Regions from separate parts of the Homo sapiens genome. Here region 1 is linked to region 2. Evidence: chromatin contacts called from ENCODE Hi-C or POLR2A ChIA-PET data. All regions are on one chromosome and are shown on one strand. Each heading gives the region's core, a stretch centred on a gene start or an enhancer-like site at or near the end of the contact. The rest is flanking DNA. Distances are from core to core; before and after follow the strand shown. Region 1 has its middle 27 kb from the start of BHLHE40-AS1. Region 2 overlaps ITPR1 (inositol 1,4,5-trisphosphate receptor type 1).

What was found. A loop is a pair of places that touch in the nucleus more often than their neighbours do. ChIA-PET counts read pairs that join two places held with the same protein, here RNA polymerase II (POLR2A). Pooled maps may share reads with other maps.
Region 1: a pooled map shows a loop between it and region 2 (2.4-fold over the local background). The contact joins two enhancer-like sites. A Hi-C loop is called at or near these places in 2 of 37 single-sample maps with no recorded cell type and 5 of 50 pooled maps. POLR2A ChIA-PET finds 5 or more read pairs at or near these places in 10 of 52 experiments (GM12878, HCT116, K562 and 7 more).

The regions. Positions count from the first base shown.
Region 1 is chr3:5,005,263-5,007,962 of GRCh38, forward strand. No RefSeq gene overlaps it. Among named protein-coding and RNA genes, the nearest start is that of BHLHE40-AS1, 27 kb to the left of the region's middle. RefSeq lists enhancers at 1,544-1,813, 2,334-2,463. Within about 2 kb of position 1,273, at least 5 of the 41 ENCODE cell types and tissues checked have a DNase peak (open chromatin) inside an H3K27ac peak, as active enhancers do.
Region 2 is chr3:4,720,851-4,723,635 of GRCh38, forward strand. The region is part of intron 40 of ITPR1 (inositol 1,4,5-trisphosphate receptor type 1); the gene reads left to right. Among named protein-coding and RNA genes, the nearest start is that of EGOT, 29 kb to the right of the region's middle. Within about 2 kb of position 1,386, at least 18 of the 41 ENCODE cell types and tissues checked have a DNase peak (open chromatin) inside an H3K27ac peak, as active enhancers do.

The sequences.
Region 1 (2,700 bases), core at 23-2,522, 280 kb after region 2:
CCCTTGGCTGGGCATGGTGGCTCATGACTATAATCTCAGCACTTTGGGAAGCCGAGGTAGGAGGATCACTTGAGCCCAGGAGTTTGAGACCAGCCTGGGAAACACAGAGAGATCCCATCTCTACAAAAAATAAAGATTTTTAAAAAGGCTTCCCTTCTCTTCCTTTCTAAAGCACTGTCATGTTCTCACTTCTTCCACATCTCCCTGCAATGCCTGTTTTCTATTCCAATCTGCAATTCCCTTCCTTATTGACTTGCTGTGTGTTCATCACCTGACTCCCTTCAGTAGAACACACACAGATGAACCCTGACGGCGGGGGCCACGTGCAGGGCTCCATTTCTGTCATCTACAGCAGTGGCTGCCACACAGCAAGGACTCCATGAATACTTATTGAATCAGTGAGCGAATGAATAGCCAGCTGTACCATGTTGGAAAAATGACTTGTGGTCTTTGAATCTGTTTCCCCATCTCTAAAATGGGATTGGGATTCATGCCTCTTCTTTTTTTTTTTTTTTTTTTTTGAGACAGAGTCTCACTCTGTCGCCCAGGCTGGCGTGCAATGGCATCATCTCGGCTCACTGCAACCTCCACTTCCCGGGCTCAAGAGATTCTTCTGCCTCAGCCTCCCAGGTAGCTGGGATTACAGGCACCCACCACCATGCCCAGTTAATTTTTGTATTTTTAGTGGAGACGGGGTTTCACCATGTTGGCCAGGTTGGTCTCGAATGCCTGACCTCAAGTGATCTGCCTGCCTCAGCCTCCCAAAGGGCTGGGATTACAGGCATGCCTGGCCCCATGCCACTTCCTAAGGTGGATTACAATCATACAATCACGTTACCATATATTGAGGACTTACTGTGTTCCAGGCACTGTACTAGGTACATAAAACCTGGCATCTAGAAAGTGATCAGTTAATTTCAATATTCCCTATGTTACTACGATTGCTACTGCTAAACTCTATAGGTTGGAGACCCTGATTGAGGAGCTGAACCCTTGATCCTAAAATGCTCCCCTGCTCCCCGCACACCCAGAGGCTACCCCAAGGAAGAGAGACAATCCCAGAGGCTTGAAGCAAAGGGAACACGCTGGGAAAGAAAACTACTCTGAGGCAGGGTGCAGTGGCTCATGCCTGTAATCCCAGCAACTTGGGAGGCTGAGGTGGGCAGATTACTTGAGGCCAGGAGTTCGAGACCAGCCTTGGCGACATGGTGAAACCCCGACTCCACAAAAAATACAAAAATTAGCCGGGTGCAGTGGTGTGCACCTGTAGTTCCAGCTACTCAGGAGGCTGAGGCAGGAGAATCGCTTGACCCCGGATAGCAGAGATTGCAGTGAACCAAGATCATGTCACTGCACTCCAGCCTGGGTGACAGAGTGAGACCCTGTCTCAAAAAAAAAAAAAAGGAAAAGAAAAGAAAACAAAAGAAAAGAAAACTACTCTGATATTCTCAAAGGGGTTCCTTCTTTTTGGATTTCTCTATCTCTCTTGAGGATCCCATCCCACCCCACCGCCATTCAACCCCGCCTTTCCCAACCACATACCAAGAATAAACCTCACACCCTGTGTGCCTCTAGTGTCATAGTTTCCTGCCTCTATGGTCACGGGCTGCTTGGGCTCGGAGGGATTTTCCAGCTTAGGGCAGTGCTGGTGGGACCCGAGGCAATGTGACATAGGAGGAGCTGTGAAGAAGACCTAGAAAGAGGAAAGCCCCGAGCAGATGCTGACAGAGAACTGGAGTGGGGCCTCACAGAGGTACCTGGAGTGCAGGCTCCCGGGAAGGGGAACCAAGCCTTGCCTCTGATTTCAGCAAGTGCTCACAGAGCAGGCCATCTGGCGGCTCGCTGCCAGCCAAATGCTACTGACCAAGGACTTCCAAACTGACCAGGCCCAGAACAAGAAATTCTGTTTAGCATCTGGAGATCTATGGCCAGGCTGGATCCAAATGGATTCCAGTTTAGAGGGCTGTCCACTCCTTGGCAAAGTCCTGTTTTCTTAACCCTCTCTTCCCTTTTGAACCAGTGATCTAAGGGACTCCTCCTCAAGTCTTCTCTAATCCCTCGTAGCCCCACTAACAGCCATCACAGTCAGACACCCTCCTCAGAGAGCCATTTCTCCTCCTTGGTCTTTCTCTTCTAATTTCCACTCCTGATATCTAGCTAGCTACTTCTTCTAAACATGTCAAGGGACCTAGTTTCCAGTTCTGCTCTGGCTCTTACTCAGTGGCTTCTAGTAATTTCCAGCCCTTCTCTGTGCCTCAGTTGCCCCATTTGTAAAATGGGGCCCCAAAAGGTTCCTTTCGGCTCTGACATTCTAGGATCCAAAGTACAGAGATTAAGCCACAAGAATCCCTACCAGAAGGTAGGGGATCCAGCCTGGACCACAACCCCAGGGCTTGACAGTTTCCTGCCCAGCACTGCCTGCCCGCCTTCCTAGCTGTGTGGCCATAGCCAAGTTTCTGTTGAATGGACAGAGGGTAAGATGTTAGGATTAAAAAGTCAAAGTGGGCCAGACGTGGTAGCTCACGCCTGTAATCCCAGCATTTTGTGAAGCCAAGGTGGGTGGATTGCTTGAGGCCAGGAGTTCAAGACCAGCCTGGGCAACATGGCAAAACACCATCTCTACTAAAAATATAAAAGTTAGCTGGGCTTGGTGGTGTATGCCTGTGGTCCCAGCTACTCAGGAGGCTGAGGCACAAGAAT
Region 2 (2,785 bases), core at 136-2,635:
CTCATGACGCCCAACCCAGGGTGGAGATGTCCTACTTTTTACATTGCTGTGAACTGCTGGGTTGGGTACCTGCCAGTGTTCAGGCAGCAGTTACATAAGAGCTGCTTTTTTTCCTGGAATTTAGGCTCACTGCTGATGTGTGACCTTCAGCAGTAATTGCCAATAAATGCAGTGGGGCTGTTTACTGTTAGACACTGGCAACCACAGAGCAAACTCAACTCAGAACATACAGAACCTATTGCAAAGTCAGTGGAGGGATATATATATATATATATTTATATATATTTATATATGTCTGTGTGTAGATACGTGTGTGTGCGTGTATATATATATATATATATATATATATATATGCATATCACTGAGATTATTCCGTAATGACTGAAGTTGTATAATTTGGTCATGTCAGAATGTGTTTTTAAAAAATGAACTTTGCTATTGGGTTCTGATGAGCTTGTCCTATAAACTGTAGGTGAAACCACATTGTTGGAGCTAAATAATTTTTGCTTAGTTCTGTTTCTAAAAACAAATAGAGTTAGTAAAGATAGTTGTCTCAGCAGATAGGAAGATTTAAAGTTGTTCTACTGAAATGCTAGATAACTTCTATTTTAGCTCAATTTTCTTTAAAGCTTTCTGTTTTCTTAGTGTGGGTTTTCAGAGGCTGATGCAGGATCGGGCCCAGCAAACATATTTGCAAGCCTGTTCACTGTTGGTCTCCTCTGAGGTTATGAGTGAGTGGAAAGGAACTCTGAAGACTGATTCGAGCGGCTGGAGATACAAATTGTCTTTGATTTGCTGATAACTAGATCTACGGTACAGTTACATTTTTTGAATTGCATTCGGTTTCTATCAGGTTAGTCATAGAAAGAGACATCCCATTTCAAAGGAAAATTCTAGAAGCCCCAGGGTAGGAAGGGGATTACTGCTGAGGGCAGTAGAAAACAAAGGGTATTTGCAGGCCGCGATCTGTGCTGGTCTGTGATAGGCACACATGAAGCGGATGGATGGATGTGCGTGGGTGCTGTTGTGCAGACACCAGAAATAGTCACCTTAGGAAGTCTGTGTGCTCCTTTTCATTTAAGAATGATAAAGTATAATTTCTTTCATTTGTAGTAGAAATTTGTCCCTTGATAAAATGCTGGGTACATTATGTGTTGCAAGTGAGTAGATCAGTGTCGCATATGCATATATTCAGTTACTACCCAAGGTACCATAATGAGGGCCTGATTCGTGGCCTCATCCAGGAAGGACACTTAAGATTCAGTGACTTGAGGTGCAGTTTGAATTTCTATTTCAAAGCCATTCATTGGGAGTCATTTTTCTATTAAGTTAGGTTTTGCTCACCTCGCCTAAAAACACTGGGAAGACAAGATTGCAGAGTAAATATGAAGAGGCAGTAGAGGGCACTAGTTGGTTTCTCAGTTCAAAACCAGAGCACATCAGATCACTATGAATCGCCTGCTGATGTGTGAGATTGGCCTTGACTGGAGGTGCCAGCGCCTGAACGCAGTGACTGGTCCTGGGACTAAGCAGGAATACAGAACATGGGAATTTCAGAGAGCCCGTGCCCTCAAAATGTTCCCCCTAAACACATGTTCAATGAGGGCTTCACCTTTCATGTAAAAAACGTGACAATAAAAATATAATTCCATTTATTCATTTACTAAACATTATCTTTTCCTTGGGGTATTATACATTGTATTTATACAGATCTTATTTGAACATATATATCCTATTAATATGCTTATATTTATTGAAATTACAGCTTATTGCCATAAAATAACCTTATCCTCAAGGAAACATAGCCAACATCCGCATTAGAAGGAAGTGCTAGTATAGGCTATGGGTGGTTTTACCGACTTAGATACCATGTATGGCCTGGCCCCTTCCATGCCTGGCCCATGGGTTGGATTATTTAGGGAACTTGCCAGCTAGATATTGTGAAATGAAATTTACTGAAAATAAACCAAGGATTAATTAGTATTTTAGTTAGAAGGAATCCTAAAGAATATTTGCAGCCATGTGTGGTGACTCACACCTGTAATCCCAGCACTTTGGGAGCCCGAGGCAGGCGGATCACTTGAGGTCAGGAGTTCGAGATCAGCCAGGCCCACATGGTGAAACCATGTCTCTACTAAAAATACAAAATTAGCTGGGTGTGGTGGTGCATGCCTGTAGTCCCAGCTACTCAGGAGGCTGAGGCAGGAGAATCGCTTGAACCCTGGAGGCGGAGGTTGCAGTGAGCCGAGATCATGCCACTGCACTTCAGCCTGGGAGACAGAGCAAGACTCCATCACAAAAACAGACAGACACACAAAAAAAGAATATTTGCTTTGTCCTCCTTGAGTAGGTCAGGAAGTGGATGCCCAGAGAGGTTCAGTGACTGGCTCAGGGCCACACAGAGAGCCAGAGCTAAACCCTGGATGAGCCATAGTCACAGGATGCTCATGCAGTGCTCTGGGGTTTTCCAGTCTATTCCACGAAGGGATCACATTGAAAAGTGTTTTTCTGGTTAGACACGATTCTTGAAGATGCAAAGCATCCTCTGTTTTCTCAAACGGCTTCGTAAAATTTTCAAGGGAAAAGACAGTTATTAATTTAAATTTAATTTTTGTTTTAAGAATTAATTAAACTAATTTTAGAACAAGCATGACAGCAGTTTAACAGAGGAAATAGTGTGTCAGTACAATCATAAAACATAATCCCTGCCGGGTGATTAAGAAATAGATATATACTACCTATTTCTATTCTGAAAGAATTCAAGATGCTTCTCTGGACAAAGAGA